Linked DNA regions of Homo sapiens: region 1 is linked to region 2. A link is a contact called in ENCODE Hi-C or POLR2A ChIA-PET data. All regions are on one chromosome and are shown on one strand. The core of a region is the stretch at or near the end of the contact, and the rest is flanking DNA. Distances in the headings are between cores, read along the strand shown. Region 1 overlaps GTF2F2 (general transcription factor IIF subunit 2). Region 2 overlaps GTF2F2 (general transcription factor IIF subunit 2).

What was found. Hi-C counts contacts between places; a loop is a spot of excess contacts on that map. ChIA-PET counts read pairs that join two places held with the same protein, here RNA polymerase II (POLR2A). Pooled maps may share reads with other maps.
Region 1: a loop to region 2 is called in a map of HCT116, with 2.1 times the contacts of the local background. The contact joins two enhancer-like sites. A Hi-C loop is called at or near these places in 3 of 168 maps with a recorded cell type or tissue (HCT116, PC-3 and PC-9) and 2 of 50 pooled maps. POLR2A ChIA-PET finds 5 or more read pairs at or near these places in 3 of 52 experiments (BJ, MCF 10A and OCI-LY7).

Annotation. Positions count from the first base shown.
Region 1 is chr13:45,166,374-45,170,466 of GRCh38, forward strand. All of the region lies in intron 4 of GTF2F2 (general transcription factor IIF subunit 2), which reads left to right. Among named protein-coding and RNA genes, the nearest start is that of KCTD4, 33 kb to the right of the region's middle. Within about 2 kb of position 2,023, at least 8 of the 41 ENCODE cell types and tissues checked have a DNase peak (open chromatin) inside an H3K27ac peak, as active enhancers do; they include HCT116, where a contact is called at or near this core.
Region 2 is chr13:45,279,889-45,283,679 of GRCh38, forward strand. GTF2F2 (general transcription factor IIF subunit 2) reads left to right here. Exons shown (of 8, transcript NM_004128.3): 8 at 3,554-3,791. The coding sequence ends at 3,673. Among named protein-coding and RNA genes, the nearest start is that of SNORA31B, 55 kb to the right of the region's middle. Within about 2 kb of position 1,928, at least 3 of the 41 ENCODE cell types and tissues checked have a DNase peak (open chromatin) inside an H3K27ac peak, as active enhancers do; they include HCT116, where a contact is called at or near this core.

The sequences.
Region 1 (4,093 bases), core at 773-3,272, 110 kb before region 2:
CTTCGTCAAGTCATTCATGTTACTATGAAGACATGATGCAGTCTTTCTGCAGAACTGTTTGAGGGATTTGGCTGATAAGGAAATGACAGAATAGAAAATTATTTCTGGAATAGTACTGAGGTACTGATGTCAAACTGGAGCCAGTGTTAGGGAAAGTACGAAAGCTGTGTTCACTGAGCTTCATATGGATTGTTTTCAGATTGCATCAAGTTAAAGTTAACAAGCAGATGAGTTTAGAAAGAAAATCTTGTCAATCCACTATGACCAGACTTTAGGGAATAGGGGGCTTTAAAATAAAAGTCAAAGTAAAATAGAAGTAGGTGGTATGAGAATTCGTATGATGAATGGAATAAAAAATGTTATTTAATGTAATAGAGTGAATATGAATAGGGACTATATTGGTATATCCCAGTAGGGACATTATATACAACTTGTATACAAGCCTCAATTTAGAGTATGAATTTCTTCCCTGGAATATTGATAAATAATTGAGAAACCAATTTTGTCTTGAGTTTAAAATCTCTTGAAAGTTAGGTCCATTTATATATCTTTAATACAAAACTGACTAATTAAACATGTTTAAGTTCTGAAAGAAAACCTTATTCTTATATGTTCCTACCAGCCGTTAGACAGCTGTGGCCTGCCCAGAAGCGAAACTCTGGTAGTGGCCAGCACACTTTGAAAGACTGCTCTGTTTAAAAAGAAATGCAGTTGAAGTCTTTTTTTTTTTTTTTTAAAGAACTTCGTGTATGTGTATCAGCCCACAAATTCTTGCTTATACAGACTGTATCATTAGCTATTTCAAAATAATAAAGGGTAAAAAGCCCTACAGACACATACTATACATACTATTTTACTATTTTTTTTTTTTTTTTTTTAAAGATGGAGTCTCGCTCTGTTGCCCAGGCTGGAGTGCAGTGTTGCAGTCTCGGCTCACTGCAACCCCCGCCTCCCTGCCTCAGCCTCCCAAATAAATGTTACTTCAGACTCCTGCCACCACACCCAGCTAATTTCACCCAGCTATTTTTTTTTTTTTTTTTTTTGAGATAGAGCCTTGCTGTGTCACCAGGCTGGAGTGCAGTGGTGCTATCTCAGCTCACTGCAACCTCCGCCTCCCAGGTTCAAGTGATTCTCCTGCCTTAGCCTCCCAAGTAGCTGGGACTACAGGTGCGCACCACCACACCCAGCTAATTTTTTTGTATTTTTAGTAGAGATGGGGTTCTACCATGTTGGCCAGGATGGTCTTGATCTCTTGACGTCGTGATCTGCCCGCCTGGGCCTCCCAAAAGTGCTGGGATTACAGGCGTGAGCCACCGTGCCCGGCCCCCCAGCTGATTTTTGTGTTTTAAGTAGCAATAGGCTTTCACCATGTTGGCCAGGCTGGTTTCAAACTCCTGACCTCAAGTGATCCTCCCACCTCAGGCCTCCCAAACCTCCCAAGTGCTGGAATTACAGGCATGAGCCACCACGCCCAGCCTCACTTGTTTCCCCCCAGTCTAAAAGAACCTTTCTTGAGAATATTTTATGGTTGAAAGTTGTGGCATTTTCTGTTGATAGAGGGAAAAAAAAGTACACCACCCAGTGTTGTTTACAGCTTCAGTTTCTTTTATATAGCTATGCAGAACTTAATGACTATGATGATTTGACACATTTTTTTCCTTACTGTATAATGTGTTATGTGTCAGACTTTTCTTGAGAGAAAGATCTGTACCGTTTAGCAAAGAAAAAAGTCTGGTTTAGAGCACTTCTCAACCCCTTTTCTGCTGCTTCTAGGTGAAGGCTGATGTGTCTTTACATTCACAAGTTTGGGACAGACTCCTATAGATTAGGGGCTGTGGCATAGATGCCCCAGGTGCTGTCAGTGTTCGCCCATAGCCTCTCAAGGCCTTGCCGTTACTGTGCACACTAGCCAACTTTTACATCTCGGCACCTTTGTCTGCCTGAGAGCTTCTCTTGCTGCCAACTACTCTGCCTGCCTGGAGGGCAGGCCAGAAATGCCAGGATTTTAACACTCACTTTGGGAGTGGCGTTCAGCCAATATCTGCCAGGAGTTGTTAGTTGATAAACACCCAGCTCCTTTAATCCTCAGGTAGGGTGACTAAGGCACATATTAAGCAACAGTTGTCCTTAGTAGTATCCAGCTGGTACTGGTTTTCTACACTAATCATTTTATAGGCTCATTTCTTCTTCCTCATTTTTCCAACCCTCAGTGTTTTCTGACAAATAAACTACCTGAACTTTATTTATTTATTTTTTTGAGACAGGTTTTCACTCTGTCACCCAGGCTGTAGTGCAGTGCCCCGATCTCGGTTCATGGCACCCCCTACCTCTGGGGCTCTAGTGATTTCCCCACCTCAGCCTCCTGAGTAGCTGGAGCTGCAAGTGTGTGCCACCACACCTGGCTGGCTTCCTTCCTTCCTTCCTTCCTTCCTTCCTTCCTTCCTTCCTTCCTTCCCTCCCTCTTTCCTTCCCTCCCTCTTTCCTTCCCTCCTTGCTTCTCTCCCTCCTTCCCTCCCTCCCTCCCTCCCTCCCTCCTCCTTCCTTCCCTCCCTCCCTCCTTCCCTCCTTCCTTCTTTCCCTCTTTCCCTCCTTACCTCCTTCCCTCCTTCCTCCCTCCTTCCCTCTTTCCCTCCTTCCCTCCTTCCTTGGTTTCACCCCGTTGCCCAGGCTGGGATTTCTCCATGTTGGCCAGGTTGGTTTCGAACTCCTGACCTCAAGTGATCCGATCGCCTCGGCCTCCCAAAGTTCTGGGATTACAGGCGTGAGCCACTGTGCCCGCCCCTGCTCCAAATTCATAGGTTGAAGTCCTAAACCCAGGTACCTCAGAATGTGACTGTATTTGGAGATAAGACCTGTAAAGAGGCGATGAATTTAAAAAGAGGCAGTGGCAATTGACTGGTGTCCTTATAAGAAAAGGAAATTTGGACACTCAGGAGAGACTGGGGTTGCACATGCACAGAGGAATGACCATGTGAGGAGGCCACAATTGAGTGGCCATCTGCAAGCCCAGGAGCTGAGCCTTAGAAGAAGCCAAAGTTGTAGGCACCTCGATCTTGGACTTCAGCCCCCAGTACTATGAGAAAATACCTTCCTGTTGCTTAAGCCACCCAGTCTGTGGAAATTTGTTATGGCAGCCCCAGCAAACTAATGCAGTGTGATTTAATACTTGTGATTTAGTTTTTTGAACTAAGAAGTCTAGTTGAGGATTTTTAGAAAAATTGATTTTCTTCTTGTGTTTTGCTTTTTTGTTACTAAAATTTTAATTGAAACATAACCTACATTTAAGAAAACAGCACAAATCATAAGTTTATACTGTTGATTTCTCACAAAGTGAACACATCCCTGTAACCACCACTCAGGTAACAAAAGAACATCGTCAGCTATGCTTTGATTTTTGAATCCATGGATCCAGTATCAAATTTTCTAGACTAATTTTTTTTACATGTCTTCAGTAACTTATTCCCTTTTAAATATAGATTACTATTTTTTAACCTTCAAGCATAAGTTTACATGGACACAACCAGTATTGTTTAGAAATGTTGCAATATTAGAAATATTAAGCTTCTTAAGAACTAGGTTTTTAACACAAACCAGAGAGTTATAGTTCCAACATTTATTTTATTTTATTTGATTTTTAATAAGAGACTGGTTATTTATTTATTTATTTAGAGACAAGGTCTTGCTCTGTCACCCAGGCTGGACTGCAGTGCTATGATCTCAGTTCACTGCAACCTCTAACTTCTGGGCTCAAGCGATCTTCCCACCCCAGCCTCCCAAATAGCTGGGACTACAGGCATATACCACCACACCCAGCTAATTTTTTAAAATGTTTTTTGTAGAGACAGGGTCTCATTTTCTTGCCCAGGCTGGTCTCAGACCCCCCCTGCCTTGGCCTGCCAAAGTGTTGGGATTATAGGTGTGAGCCACTGTGCCCAGCTGAGACTGGTTATCTTTGTAACACGCATAGTCTGGTAAATTTATCATTACATGGGCTCCAATTAATTTTTCTTTCTCCCACTTAACATCTTTTAAAATTTTTTTCTGACAAGGCTTAGAAGCAAATAAAAGCTTTTGTGGAAAGTGAATGTCAGTT
Region 2 (3,791 bases), core at 678-3,177:
GAGTGAAACTCTGTTCCCACCGTCCCCCCGCCCCCCCCAAAAAAGGAGCATGTGATTTAAGAGGAGAGCAAGGCATATAAATAAAGGATTATAATATAATAAGAGCTACCATCGAAGGTTGTGCGGTGTGAAATGTAAATCTAAGGTAAGGCTGTTAGAGAAAGTTTCTCTGAGAAAGTAACATTTGAGCCTAGTCTTAAAGAATGAGGGGTCCAGATTTGAGGAAAGGAGATAAACGTTACAAGGAAGGGAAACAACATATGGGAAAAACCCAGAAGCACGCAGATGCAGAAATGGGAAGCATGCGTGAGGGGGAGTGTTGGAAGATGAGGCTAAAGGGAGAAGGCAGACCTGAGTGGATGCCTACAAAGGCGTTTGGAATTTAATGTGTAGCCCAAACGGGGAAGTCATTAGAATATTTTAGACAGAGGAAGGACATGTGCTCTTTCTGTTCTCTGTCCATGTCTTCCCTTTAGAGATTTTCCCTTCAGAGACCTTGTTTTTCCCTATCGTCACTACTACTTTCTCTGCTAATGTTTTATACCTACTTCCCTGCCAAGCTAATTTATTTGATTAGAGTAAAATGGTCTTAGGTTGCAGTTTAGAACATCCTAAAAATCAGGAAGTTTGTGTCCCCTACCCCCTGATCACAGTACATTGTGACCCTGATTGCATTTTGTTGCTTGAGAAATTGACTGACTATGGTCATCTCATTCCATTCTTATTGTTACAAGGAAAAAAGAATGACACCTTCGTTTATAAAAAGAATTCCATATGTTCTACTAGATTGCCAAAATGAGGGTGGACATGAAAACAACTGAATTTGTACACTTCAGACTTTATTAATATTTTTTGTTTAACCCTTTTTAGGATTTTCATTTTCTGGGCCTAGATTATAAATGGGCACACTAGACTTGAAGTCAGGAGAGCTTCTTTTCTATGGAGCTACTAAAATGCTCCTGGCAATTGTTCTTTTCATTTTTGACCCATTGCAGTGCATCCACAATTGTATGGTTGTTTGTGCAACATCGTCTTAGCCAGTCTCATAATAAACCATTCTTTGGAATTTTACAAAGATGTCATTCTTGGCACCTAAACAGAGAATCATTTGTGCCTAACCAATCATTTTCCATTTATGAATCCTGTTCAATTAGAAAGTAGTTTATGAACAGTGTCCTGTTTTTTAAATGTAATTTGAAATAGCAGGTGGCAGACTTGCATTTTATATTACCTAGATATCTCAAGCCTTTATGCTTACTCATTCACACGGGTCTGCTAGTGAAGCCAACTGTATAAGGTGTGGGAGGTAGGCAAGCCTCGGGGGAACCCAGGGCTCATTTGGTTCATTGCTGCCATCTGCTGGGGCTTGGCTGCTGGCATGGGAAGGCTGCCCACGAGAGAGCTGAGCCATCCTGAAGGAACCTCTGTATACTTCCAGTACTAATCAGCTATTATGTTTCTAGGTGACAACCTACCCCTAACTAAAAGGACTTTATGAACTCTAGAGCATTATATCAGTCAGTGTAAAGTGGCATTAGATTATGTTGGTAACACGTACTCTACAGCAAACATGAGGCTCAGAGAACGAAGCAACACACTAAGGACTCAAAGATCCTAGAGTATCAGAACTGGAAGAACCTTAAGCCAGATGTGGTGGAACTTTAGTATATAGTTACATGAGTCGCCTAGGCACTTGTTAAAATGCAGATTCCTGGGCCTAGCCCAAGAGACTTTGATTCAGTAGGCCCAAGCTGTGTCTCATTTAACAAGCTCCCCACAGGGTTCTGATGCAGGTGGTCTAGCACCATGCTAGAGAAAAGCACTACCTTAAATATACAGACAAGAGCTTCTCAGCCATTTTTCTTATTAATGCCTCACTTCAATCAATAAGAAAAATTACATCTTCCATCAATGGGATGAGTCATCATCATACCGTAACTAGTTCTTTGAAGCACACGCACACAAATTATTGTTGGATTGCTTTGTTCTGCAACAACAACAAAAGAGTCGCTTTTAAATAATTATCTTGGCTGGGTGCAGTGGCTCAGGCCTGTAATCCCAGCACTTTGGGAGGCCGAAGTGGGTGGATCACCTGAGGACAGGAGTTCGAGACCAGCCTGGCCAACATGGTGAAACCCCATCTCTACTAAAAATACAAAAAATTTAGCTGGGCGTGGTGGCATGCGCCTGTAATCCCAGCTACTTGGGAGGAGGCAGGAGAATCGCTTGAACCTGGGAGGCGGAGGTTGCAGAGAGCCGAGATCATGCCACTGCACTCCAGCTTGGGCAACAAGAGCAAAACTCCATCTCAAAATAATAATGATAATAATAATTAATATTATTATCTTTCCTTTCTTCTCCAAGAAGGAAATTCTGTAATTTATATTGGTCAGCTTATTGTGGAATGCTTTTTGGCCTTCAGCATTGGCAAGCAAAGGTCTAGTTTCATATTACACTTAACATAGCCATCATTTCCATGACCATAGTAATCATTTAGTAAATGTTTATTGAATTTTTAGGGACCTAAAACACCATAATATGACTCTTTTCTTTGGAGAAGCCAAACACAAGGCTGCATCCCTGATAGTTTTAGGGGATGTCTTCTTATCACTTTATTTATTTATTTGTTTTTTGAGACAGAGTTTCACTGTTGTTGCCCAGGCTAGAGTGCAATGGCACAGTCTCAGCTCACTGCAACCTCTGCCTCCTGGGTTCAAGTGATTCTCCTGCCTCAGTCTCTCTAGTAGCTGGGATTACAGGTTCCCACCACCATGCCTGGCTAATTTTTGTATTTTTAGTAGAGACGGGGTTTCACCATGTTGGCCAGGCTGGTCTCGAACTCCTGACCTTAGGTGATCTGCCCACTTCAGCCTCCCAAAGTGTTGGGATTACAGGCGTGAGCCACCAAGCCCGGCCTTATTATCACTTCTTACTCCCTTATCTGTGTTGGCAAGCTTGGCTAAAGTACAAATAGTAGTAAATACAAATAACAACTCTCCTTCTCACATAGGAAAAAATAAGTGGGTGGCCTAAAAACAAATTTGAGAACTCACCTTAGAACTGAGAATTCTGAATACCTGTCATATGCCTGCTTGATAGAATATTCTCAAAAATGTTGCTCATTTTTTTTATATGCTACTGCTCCTGAAACTACTGGTTTCAATCTGTGAACTGAGTCCCATGAGGCCACTGAACTCAAGGGCAGATTACCCTTGGTGTACCGTGTCACACTGAGTGAGGACCAGTAATTTTTTCGTGTATTTCATGTAGTGTTTTTTGTGTTTTTTTTGTTTGTTTGTTTTAGCTTTTAAGTTGTTGGCATTCAGGACTTTCAACTCCTTTAATGCACATGATCATATATTTAGTGCAGTTACCATGTCGCACATGTAGAATCAAAAGGCAGTTTATTGAACCTCCTTATAGAGAAATCTTGCTGAGCTTTTAGGATCATAATTTTTATGGCTTGCATATGTGCTTTGGCATATCATCTTATTTTAAGTTTTGTCCCCTGCATTTATAATCTCATTTGTTAGGGGTTTTGTTTTTGTTTTAGGTGTACCTGAAGGAAATCTTAAAAGAAATTGGTGTTCAGAATGTAAAAGGGATCCACAAAAACACATGGGAGCTGAAGCCAGAGTACAGACACTATCAAGGAGAAGAAAAGAGTGACTAAGAAGACTCCTAGCCAGCATGCTAGTGAAACGACTAGCAGCGATGCTATGCAAAAGGCGCTGATACTGGAAGGCTTGAACACCGTATGTTAATAGGGGTTAAGTGACAGTACTTTGATT